Linked DNA regions of Mus musculus: region 2 is linked to region 1. A link is a loop called in an ENCODE intact Hi-C map of the cell type or tissue named here. Cell type or tissue: left cerebral cortex. All regions are shown on one strand. Links, peaks and the distances in the headings refer to the core of each region. The heading gives the core; the rest is flanking DNA.

Region 1 (5,926 bases), core at 984-4,983:
GTGTTCTGCATTCATGCATCTATCAGGATCTCTCTATACTCTCTATATGTTACAAGAACTCTCCCAATCTGCCAGAAAATAAGCACCCTTCACCTACCTTCTTCACTCTTCACCTCTTCATTGGGTGCCCAAGAGTTCTCCCATGGCTTTAAACTCCAATTCCCCAGAGTGAAAATTGGCTCCAGTAATGCACTCTTGCACTGACGTCTCAGTTTGCCTTCCTTACTTCTCTACTAGTGGTCTGTCCATCTCCAAGTCAACTTTTTACATTCTGGTCCCTGTGTCAGAATTGCAATAAATTTATCATCTCTACTGCCAGATCTGTTTCCCAGGGTCTTCTATCTCTCACTGAGTATACCCCACCTACTCTGGCACATGAATCAGCCATTCCAGTTTTTCAGGTCCCCAATCATTAGTTGATTCTATATATTGGCTCCAGTTCTCACTCTTCTTTGGTGCCTATACTATCTTGACTCTAGTTCTCATTATTGAAAATATAGACAGTCTTAATTTATCTTCCTGCTGCCAATCCCACCTACCCCCTCAATCATCCATTAACATCAAACAACAAACAGGTTAGTCCCCAATCTGTACCTTCCTTTATCACTTAATGCTTAGTACATTTTCATGGCTTCCATTCATTATATTGAAAAACTCCTTTATAGAACAGACCAGGGATCTCAAGTGACACCTAGCCTCCTCCTTTGCTAGTCTACAGAGTCACCATTCCAAATTCATAACATATTTAGTGTCTACAACATGCTTATATCCAAGCATTAATACCTCTTGTTCCTTCCATTTATACTGCTTTCCCCTTGTTTTGGAGAACTCCTGTTCATCTCTCAGCATTCCACACCTGTCAACATATCTGTTCAAGCTTTTCTGACTTCTCTACCCTACATCATTCCCCACTCTTCCTGGTAGATGTTTGCCTAGCCTGTTTCATAGCTTATTGTGTATCACATTCTTTGTGTGTGTGTGTGTGTGTGTGTGTATCACATTCTATCATGCTGTGTTAAACGTTATATATCAGTGTGCAAATTGGGGTCAGCAACCATGCATTAACCATCTTCCTAACTGACATTATAAACTCAGTGACTGGGTAATGAGTATGTGCAGATGTTTAAGTAAATATTGATTTACATTCATTATTTAAGTTTTAATTGTATATATTTACACAATTAATTTATACTTATATTATATAAATTTATATTTGTTGTTTAGAGTCACCAAATAATAAAATTATAGATCTCAAAAGCCAAGTTTGACCTGCCCTGGAAGACAGTTATTATTATTCTTTTCTGCTGTTTTGCATGTCCTTTCTTACCTCCACTTTCTTAAGCACTTCTTCCATATTCATGCTCCATTTCTTCCCCAAAGCACCCTCTAACCTCCAAACCAGACCAGCCCTTCATGGATCTCTCTCTCTACCCCATCTCTCTTCAAGAACAACCTCAGTGGAAATGTAGAACATGACAGTGTATATTTGGGGGGGATAGGAGTCAAGATGCCTGCTTTTTGCACTGGTCTAAATCAGTATAATCATTCTTGAAAGTATAGGTACCTCAAAGGGCAGCTATATGAATCACAACTGCCAGCGAGGATCAAACATTAACCAGCATTGTGATGAAGTCAACAAAAGAAACAGGCTAGTAATTGCCTTGCAGGATATATATCAAGTCTCTACCTTATACACACATTCCCCCACAACACACAGAAAGCCTTTATGGATCTTTCATCCATGAATTTTCTCAATTATAATTGCCCAGCTGTGTCTTTAGCTGTATTCAAGCCAGGTTCTGGCAACTGGCATATCACATATCTGATCCAAGAACCCTGACCAGAGAAAGCCAACTAAATGACTGAAGACATGTTCACAGGTAAATATTTCCACAGGTACTGTGTACTCTAGGGTGGTTTAAACTCCCAAATTCCATCTGAAAAGAAAAAGCAGGAAGATCAGCTGATAGTCATTTTTACCAGATCTCAAAATTTGATTATTTATTTTTCTGTCCCTGTATCAACTGACTTTTCATTAAACGAGCTCTTTTTCAAAAAAGAAAAATATAGTATGAAGGATGGGTACTAGCTGGGTGACTTCTACTAGTACTACAGTATTAGTTGGGGCACAGTATTCTGGAGGTACATACAGAAAAAAATCTAAGCATGTAAAAAAAGATACTTTAGTTAAACTGAATACATGCTATTTATCTTTACACAAATGCAACTATAGTGTAACTTTTAATATCCCTTTTATGGAAGACTTCCAAAGTTCCCACAGAGGTCATAATTTGGCCCTGGATGCTACTGGTTTGCATAATATCATGGTTAGAAGAAACCCTTATAAATGCAAGTGCAGGTCCCAGTATTAGTAATGAATAGGTGGGTTAAGGTGGGAGCTCTCTTACGAATTTTGTGTTCTTGTGGTCACCCCAAATTCTACTAGAGAAAAGCCACAATGCTGAGGCTTGGAGGGGTTTGAGTGTACAAAGGACTGTAAAATTCATACCGTTCTCTGACCTGGTTAAAGTAATTCCTGCCATACCATTCACTCTCAAATATCATCATCCTGTTTTAACAGGAAAAACAAAAACAAAAACAAAAACAAAAACTCAGCATCACTGAGGATTCATTAAACCAATGCAGTTGCTTCCTTTGCCTTTTTAAAACATTTTTTAAAGGATTTAGACTTAAAACAATTTTGATGACCAGTAATGCTATTGATTCATACTGTTTATTTATGGGTCACCAACCACGTATTCATCATGTCTATAACTCTAGTTCTTACACAACCCAGTATCTGGCAAACACTGGGTCCATAATAAATGTTAAATTAATATGTGAATCACATCTTGGTTAGAAATGATATTCTGTTTCTGGACTAATTTTGTCTTTGCTAATGTCCTGCCTTGGGAGTGCCATCTCTGACCTAGACCGCAATCCCCTGAGGCATATTAGGGAGGGTGGTAGCTGTTCCTTCTGAATGCTCCCATTTCTATCAACCACTTTCCCTTTCAGGGCTGTTCTTTTTTGCTTTTAGTCCTAAGGTCTAGAATGGTCTCCAGACTCCTGGAAGCAGCAAGGTCCCCACACCTCTGGGCCTTCCCAACCCGAGAGCACGCGGACAGACACAGACACACACGCATGCACGCGCGCGCATACACACACACACACACACACACACACACACACACACACACAGAGAGAGAGAGAGAGAGAGAGAGAGAGAGAGAGAGAGAGAGAGAGAGCTTGCCTCCAGCTCCCTAGCCTTCTGTCACCCCGCACCGCCCACAACCACGCCCTCCCCGTGGGCGAGATCACCTGTCCCTCCTCTGCCACCGCCTCCTCGGGTACCCTTTCGCACCCCCTCCTGCTCCCCTTCCTCCGCCACCTCCCCCAAGCCCTCCCCTTCCCCGCCTCCTCCCACCCCTTGGTGTATATAGTAAAGGCCAGGCGCTGCACGCAGACACACACTCTCCCGGACACAGGCAAACACGCACACACACACAACCGGCAGTGGCGGTAGCGACAGCGGCTTGGTGACAGCAGCGACAGGGGCTCCCATCCGCTGTGCACCCCCTTCAGGCGCCCAGCGGCGAGGCCAGACCCAGAGAGTTCCCACACTAGCGTCCACCCCGTGGCTTCCTGGAGGCGGCGGCCCGGATCCCGAGGTAGCGGCTGCGGGCACCCTAGTGCTGGTCGGGGTCACTCCCGCCCTCCCCAGGCGGACCTGCCACCGGGACGCAGGGGGCGCGCCGGGCTGGGCGCGCCTGGCGGGGCCGGGCACCCGGGGAGGGGCCTGCCTGCTCCTGGGGGCAGGACGGCGCCCAGAGGCCAGGGCCAGCGGGGAGGGCCGGGCGGGGGCGGGGACGCGGGCCGAGGCTACCACTTGTGCGGCTCGCCCAGGCCAGGCTCCCGCTGGCGGGCGCTACGCACTGGCCGGCCCGGCCGGGGACAGTCGGGAAGGCGGCGCCAGGCGGTGGGGCGGGGGCCCTGAAGTGGGTTTTGGGCCGCCACCCGCTCTGGCACTGGGCATAGAGGGCGGCACGCAGTGCACTCCGTGCCCGGGCACCGCACCGGGCTTGTCTCGGTATCTGCCATTCTGCCCCAGCCTGGAAAACCAGGCGCCTTCCAGGCCCTTCGAAAGATGGATTCTGTTGACGTATCTGGCGGCCCTGGCGAGAGGGGTGGAAAGTTGGGTTTTGCCAGATCGTGCTGGGATCTTCTTTGTGCCGCTGAGCAAGTCCCGCATCCCGCTGGAGCAGGGTGAGTGCCTGTCGGCGCCCTGGGAGCCCCGGTGCCCCACAGTGCCCAGACACGGGGTGGCTACACCAGCCCCGGCTTTCTGCCATGTTAGGCACCAAGCAGCGTTCTGGCTGCATTTTTTTTTTTTTTTTGTATGCGTGCATTTCAGTGGCGCCTTTTGCTGCGAAGGGAGTTATTGCTTTCCTGCGCGTTGGCTCCCCCAACCCCAACCCCCGGGGTTGGGGCTTGCTCTGTGTGTTTGTTGTTTGCCATTTAAACCCCTACTATTGTTCAGGATAAGCTCCGCCTGGGTGGGGAAATGGCATCCCACCACAGTTGTTGGCGAGGGGTCGAAATCTTGCCAAACAGCTGCTGCTTTGTGTTTCCCTATCCGAAGTCCGCGGAGTGGGTTTGGGGCAGGATGGATGGTGGAGAGACAGATAGGGCATGAAGGGAGACCGTGGCTTTGCGAAGACTGACTTGTCACCCACCCCATGGTGCTCAGTCAGCCTCTCTTCTGACTGACAAACTTTTATAAATATTTCTCTTTTAGAAGAGAGAAGCCTAATGAATTTAGCCGTTTTTTTAAAGGCGGCAATCCAGCTTTAACAATGGTTTGGGAACTTAATCAATGAGAAAGGGAGGGGAGGAAAAGAAGGCGCTGGCACCAAAGCGGGGAATGTGGCTGCTTCTTACAGAGTCAGGTAAAAGGGGGCCAGGGCTGGGCAGGGCAGGGCACAGCGCCTGGGTGGCCACATTCCTAAAACTATCAGTTGTTCTTACCTGTATCCGCTGGTACCACCCACGCTTGTGCCCTCACCTCTGGGCTGCCCGGTCCTGGCAATGGGCTTGAGAGGCGGCTTGCAGCAGGGAGAGGGCCAGCCTCCCTCATCTGGCGTTTTTTAAGGATGTGTAAATATTTTGCTGAGGATAAGTGACATCAACAGAATGATATTCCACAGAGCCCGGGTGTGCAGCAATGATAAATAGATACAGCCAAACAAAGTTTTGATAACCGCATATTCTCATGGCTCGCTCTGTTTCGTTTGGTCTTTGTTTTTGTTGGTTTAGCATTATCTCGCATCCTCTGGTGTGATCCCTTTATTTAGCCAATTCTTGGAAGCTTCTCCTTAGAACACAGAGAAAAGCAGCCAGCAGGGAGAAAACAATTCTTAGCCTCTCCTGCACCAGGCAGATTTTTCTTTGCTTTCCCAGGATCTCTTTCCCACCGTTTTCTAGCTGTCTTCCCTTCTCTCCTTTAGAGTCATCACAATTGCGTGCTGGTAGACCAAGGGACTTCAGCTAACTTTGAAAGCGTGTTGTGGCAGAGCCTTTGTTACAGTGGTATACCAGGGGACAGTAGAGAGGCTAGTGGGGAGGTAGCACCTCCCTAGGGTAGCACTATGCACCCATACCTTGATTTTTCTGCATATTTTTTCCCAGAAGAGAAATATGGGGAGCTGTGCTAGTTTCAGAAGCAAGGATAAGTTCGAAGGCACAGAATCATAAGCCGTTAGCCTGGTAACTTCCCAGTTTCTCTGGCCCTTAGGAGCTCAGTGAAGCTATACCCCAAGTTTAGACAGCCCCATACCCTCCCCACAGACACACTGTATTCTGAAAATGGCTATTCCCTTCTCAGCCTGACAGATGCCCACTGAGTGCATGCATGCCCAAGGTGGCT
Region 2 (5,926 bases), core at 865-4,864, 310 kb before region 1:
CTCTTCATCGCTTTTCTCCCTAATGACCCTGCCACTGATGAGTGTATTTAAAGAGGAGGGTGTATGGTGGGCAGAGGTTGGCAATGATCAGGGAGCTTATGCAAAGAGGGAAGTGCTTGCTCAAATCTCTCAAATCAGATGCATTTTTCCTCAGTACTGGTGTGAAACCTAGGACCTCACACATGCTGTATAAATGTCCTACTGCTGAGCCCTTTTGTATTTTTAACATCTGAGCTAGGGTTTCACCAATTTGCTAAGGCTGACATTAACTTCACTCTGTAGCCAAAGCAGGCCTGGAATTTGCCATCTTTCTGCCTTACCTGCCTGGGGAGCTGAGATTATTGATCTATACCTCCAGACTTGGCTCAACTGCATCTTTTCTCTTCTCTTCTCTTCTCTTCTCTTCTCTTCTCTTCTCTTCTCTTCTCTTCTCTTCTCTTCTCTTCTCTTCTCTTCTCTTCTCTTCTCTTCTCTTCTCTTCTCTCCTCTCCTCTCCTCTCCTCTCCTCTCCTCTCCTCTCCTCTCCTCTCCTCTCCTCTCCTCTCCTCTCCTCTCCTCTCCTCTCCTCCCCTCCCCTCCCCTCCCCTCCCCTCCCCTCCCCTCCCTTCCCCTCCCCCTCTCTTCTCTTCTCTTCTCTTCTCTTCTCTTCTCTTCTCTTCTCTTCTCTTCTCTTCTCTTCTCTTCTCTTCTCTCATTCTTTCTTTCCTTTGCTTCTTTCCTTCTTTCTTTATTTCTTCCTTCCTTCCTTCCTTCCTTCCTTCCTTCCTTCCTTCCTTCCTTTCTTCCTTCCTCCCTCCCTCCCTCCCTCCCTCCCTCCCTCCCTCCCTCCCTCCCTCCCTTCTTCCTTCCTTCCTTCCTTCCTTCCTTCCTTCCTTCCTTTCTTTCTTTCTTTCTTTCTTTCTTTCTTTCTTTCTTTCTTTCTTTCTTTCTTGATCACAGCCCCCTCCCGCTTTTCCTCACAGTGTCACCCTCTCCCCTTCTCCTCAGAGTAAGGAGCATCCCCATTCTAACCCACCCTGGCACAGCTTGCTACATCAGAGGCCTAGTCAAAGACAGCTCCTGCTCCAATTGTTAGAGGACCCACATGCAGGCCAAGCTGCACATCTGCTACATATGTGCAAGGAAGGCCTAGGTCCAGCTGTGTATGCTATTTGGTTAGTAGTTTAGTCTCTGAGAGCCCCAAGGGTCCAGGTTAGTTGATTCTGTTGGTCTTTCTGTGGAGTGCCTATCTCCTCTGGGCAGCAATCTTTCCTTTGAGTCTTCCACAAGATTCCCTGAGCTCAGCCTAAGCTTTGGCTATGGGTCTTTGCATCTGTTTCTGTTGGGTGCTGGGTGGAGCCTCTCAGATGACAAGCTTACAAGACTTCTCTGTCTACAAGCATAACAGAGCACCAATAATAGTGTCAGGTACTAGTTCCTGCCCATGGGATGAGTCTCAAGTTGGGCTAGTTATTGGTTGGCCATTCCCTCAATCATTCCCTCTGCTCCATCTTTATTCCTGCACATCTTGTAGACAGGTCAAATTTAAGGTAGAAGGTTTTGTGAGTGGGCTGATGTCTCCCTCCCTCCACTAGAAGTCCTGCCTGGCTACAGGAGTTGGATACCTCAGACTCTATATCCCCCTGCTGCTAGTAGTCTCAACTGGGGTCACCACACTATCCAGGAGCCTCCCCTGTCCCAGGTCTCTATCTTGACTCAGTTGTAGGGTTGGTAAAGATCTTTTCCCATTCTATAGGCTGCCATTTTCCCTATTGTCTGTTTCCTTTGCAGTTTCATGGGGTCCCATTTTTCAGTTGTAGAACTTAGTGCCTTAGATATTCAGTTTGATTCTGTTGAACAACCTGTCTATTTTAATGCCAATACCATGTGGTTTTTAGTACTACTGCTCTGTAATACAGCTTGAAAGCAGGGATGGTGATACCTTCCAAAGTTCTTTTATTGTAAAGGGTGTTGTTTCCCTATTTTCCTTTGCTGTCACTTTTTCTGCAGTGTTGACTATGCAGCTACCAATAAAGTGGTTTTGAGGAGTCTTATGTCTTAAAAATATTCCAACTTCTAAGTTGTTTTACAGACAGGACTGGTAATGAGAGACAATGAGTTTGGAAGTCACCTAGGCCTGTCTGGCTATCTGAGTCAGTCCTTAATGCACAGAGACTCTCCAAAGTCTGACATAAACATGCTCTACTTTACAAATAATCAAGGCAGAATTTCCCTCTAGCAGCAATGTAGTCAAGTTACAAATGACTAGAACATTCCAGTTATTTTATTCTTGATTATAAACATAAACCCTTTTTATTTCAGAAAACATGGGGAATACACTGAAAAGAACAAAAGAGAAACCAGAAGCTGCCCATAATTTTGCTACGGAGACTGCTATTAACCTTTCTTCATTGCTTTCCTCCATACATTCACTATAAAATTAGGATGTGAAGTATACATTTTTATAGCCTTCTTTCCCCATTATGTTCTGAACATTTTCTCATACGGACATATGTTCCTTGAAAATAGATTCTTTCATGGATACTTATGACTTTATTAAATAAATGTGCTTCCACTTAGCCATCTCTCTGGCTATTCCCACTAGAGGACTATTATAGTCAGAGCTGGGCAGACAATCCAGGTGCATTCATCATTATGTACTCATTGGCATTATGGATCAAGATAATTCTTAGTATACTCAGGAGAAGTTTATAATTATTTTCAAAGGTAATTGATCCAAACTGACAAATTACTTGCTAGGAAACATTACCACTTGAAGAATGTACTGAAATTGTTCACCTCACCAAATATGGTAGGATTGAGTCTAAATATTATTTACCAAAATAAAAAGTAAAGCAAATTTCTTGTATTAACTTACATCTCTCTATTAGTTGAAAGCTGAACATGCTTTCATGCATGGGTTTATAAATTATTTGCAGTTGTATTTCACAGCTATGTATTATGGTTCTATCTTTCTCTTTTGTGATTCTTTTTTCTTAAACTGGTGTGTTGGTGCTTTGCCTGAACATATGGTTGTTCATCCCATGTGTGGCTGGTACCCATGGAAACTAGAAGAGAGTGCTGGACCAGAGTTATAGACAGTTGTGAGTCATTGTGTGGGTGCTGAGAATAAAAAAATAAATCCACAGGAATAGCAAATAGTACTTTTAACCAGCAAGCCATCTTTTCAGCTTATTTTGTGGTTGTTTTAAGAAAATGTGGTTCGTTTACACAATGGAATACTATTTAGCTATTAAAAATGAGGACATCAGGAATTTTGCAGGCAAATGAATGGAACTAGAAAATCTCATTCTGAGTGAGGTAACCAAAACCCAAAAGTACATGAATGGTATGTACTCATGGATATTAGTCAAAAAGTACAGAATATCTGTGATACAAACCAAGAGACTGTAAGAAGTTTAATAAGAATGAAGGCCCAAGTGAGGATGCTTCAATCCCACTTAGAAGAGGGAGCAAAATAATTATGGGCTGCAAAGGCAGGAAGTCACCTGAATGGGAGAGGAAGAGGAAGGGGAAAGAGGGGGCAGGAGTATGTATGGGGGGAAACAGGAGAGAAGCCCAGAGAGGGGTCAGGAGAATGAATGGAAATATGCAGTTGTGGGAGTGGGGGCAGAGGGAACCTCTACAAAGTCCTAGAGACCTGGACCCAATGGGGGTAGTCTTAGCTGAAATGCTTAACAGTGAGGAGATGGAACCTGAAGAGACAACCTCCAGTAGATACACAGGGCATCCAGTGGATGAATGAAGTCACAAAACTGCCTTCAAAATTTTTGACCCAGAATTGTTCCTGACTAAAATAATATAGGGATAAAAATGGAGCAGAGCCATCCAGAGACCTCTCCACCTTGGGATCCATCCCATCTGCAGACACCAAACTCCAACACTATTGCTAATGCCCAAGATGTGCTTGCAAACAGGAGCCTGGTATGGTTGTCCCCCAAAAGACTGCCAGCACCTGACTAATACAGATGCAGATACTCACAGTCAATCATTGGACTAAAGTCAGGACCCCTATTGAAGAGTTAGGGGAAGGATTGAAGGAGCTGAAGAGCCAGGCAACCCCATAGGAAGACCAAGAGTGTCAAGTAACCTGGACTCCTGGGAGCTTCCAGAGACTAAACCACCAACCAAAAGAGTATACATTGGCCTGAGGCCCCAGGCACATACGAAGCAGAGGTCTGCCTCTCTTATTGGGAGAGGATGTGCCTAATCCTGTAGAGACTTGATGCCTAGGGAAGGGGGATGTGGGGGTGGGGTTGATCCGGGGATGAGTGAGTGGGTGAGGGGAGTGGGAAGGTGGTGGGGTGTGGAGAGCACCCTCTCAGAGGCAAAAGGGAGGGGAGTTGTGTGAAGAACTCTTGGAGGGGGATCCTGAAGGGGGCCAACATTTAGAATGTAAATTAATGAAACAAAGAAACAAAAAAGTCTCATTATGTATCCAAGGCTAGTCTCAAACTTGCAATTCATTTGCTTCAGCCTTCAGGAATATATGTACCATTATATTTAGCTATTATTGATATTAAGTACTTGTAAAGATATTGATCTGCAAAGTATTTAGATGGAGAACAGTAAACATGATCTTTTGTTGAAGGCCAGACATGATGTAGAAGATAAAAAGCAAACAAAAACAATAACAACAAACAAAAACAAAAAACCTGCTGAGGTCATTAGTATGAAGCATTATGTTTATGTGACTACTATTTATTAGGGCCACACATTTTAAAGGTTTCAATAGTCTCTTGTGTGCTTGTTTTTGTTTCCCCTTTGTCCTTGGGTTTCTTTAGAGACTTCTGAAAACCAAGCTCAAGACATGCATGCTTCCCATGGGCTAAGCCTCTGAAGCTGTAAGCAAGTCCCCAACTAAATGCTTTCTTTTCAAGAGTTGCCTTGGTCATTGTGCCTCTTCACAGCAATAGAAGAGTGAGTAGGATGAGAGCACTCACTTCTGTATAGAGTTTGAACTAGATCCCTAAGAGTTCCAACTTTCCCATGGTCTGATCCTGGTTACTTTGACCAGAATATTCCTTTCTAAGGCAAGAACCAGAACTTTCCCACTTTGGTTGCTTTCCATAGAGCCGATAAACATGAATATGCAAATAATAATCTAATTCTATCCAATGGCAGGTGGCAGATGGAGACTAAACATCCAGATGTTTAATTCTTCTCATTAATTAAAACTTATTATAAGAGTGTGAATTTTTGGAGGACACTGGCTAAGTTAACCCACGGCATGGCATTTCAGATACCACTGAAGAGAATTTGAAGATCTTTGCCTTTAAAAATGCCAACAGCAGCACTCTATTTACACATTTTCAGTGGGAAGTGGCAGGTTTTAATTTTAGCTGTATGCCACCTTCTCAATTGTTCCCCGAACGGAGTAGCAATGTTGAGCAAATTATACAGGAAAAAAAAAAAACATAATAAACCCCAGGACTGAAATGAGTTTAAAGTTCAAACAAAGTGCATTGCATAGCTGGCACATTCTATAATCCATGCACATATGATCAGGAAAAGCATTCAGTCTTTTAGAGTGTTGGATAGACGCACAGGAAGGAAACTTCATTCTCAAAGCAGGGAAAATAAGTAGACTCATGATATGCAAGGCGATACCACTAGAGTTTTAAGATTTTTTTCCCATCTGATACACACACACACACACACACACACACACACACACACACACACACATATATATATATTTTGCAAAGGATTGGTTTTATGCTTCGGCTTTTCTTGATTTTGTGCTCTGGAGAATACACATTTTATGTCTTGTGAAGGAATGAAGGTTAAATGGCAACTGACATAGCCACAAAAAAGATGGAAAAGGAAGGGCATTTGTTTTCTTTTTCATTGGCAAAATTCCTCTGTGTGGAGCTTTGTATACTGAGGGGCTTGAGTTTTGGATGAGGACAGTCTGTCCATCTGT

The links. Hi-C counts contacts between places; a loop is a spot of excess contacts. Peaks named below come from ENCODE experiments on the same cell type or tissue, not always from the same donor. Only the 100,000 strongest peaks of a DNase experiment are listed, where the experiment ranks them.
Region 2: a loop joins it to region 1, with 2.9 times the contacts of the local background. A loop is called at or near these places in 4 of 42 quality-filtered maps.

What each region holds. Positions count from the first base shown.
Region 1 is chrX:161,713,597-161,719,522 of GRCm38, forward strand. Rai2 (retinoic acid induced 2) reads left to right here and starts at 3,440. Exons shown (of 2, transcript NM_001103367.1): 1 at 3,440-3,671. In left cerebral cortex, for the core only: no CTCF peak of the experiment used is centred there; DNase peaks (open chromatin) are centred at 3,033, 3,351, 3,468, 4,223 and 3 more places; H3K4me3 peaks cover 1,992 bases; H3K27ac peaks cover 1,651 bases.
Region 2 is chrX:161,408,296-161,414,221 of GRCm38, forward strand. No RefSeq gene overlaps it. Among named protein-coding and RNA genes, the nearest start is that of Gm36049, 53 kb to the left of the region's middle. In left cerebral cortex, for the core only: no CTCF peak of the experiment used is centred there; a DNase peak (open chromatin) is centred at 3,050.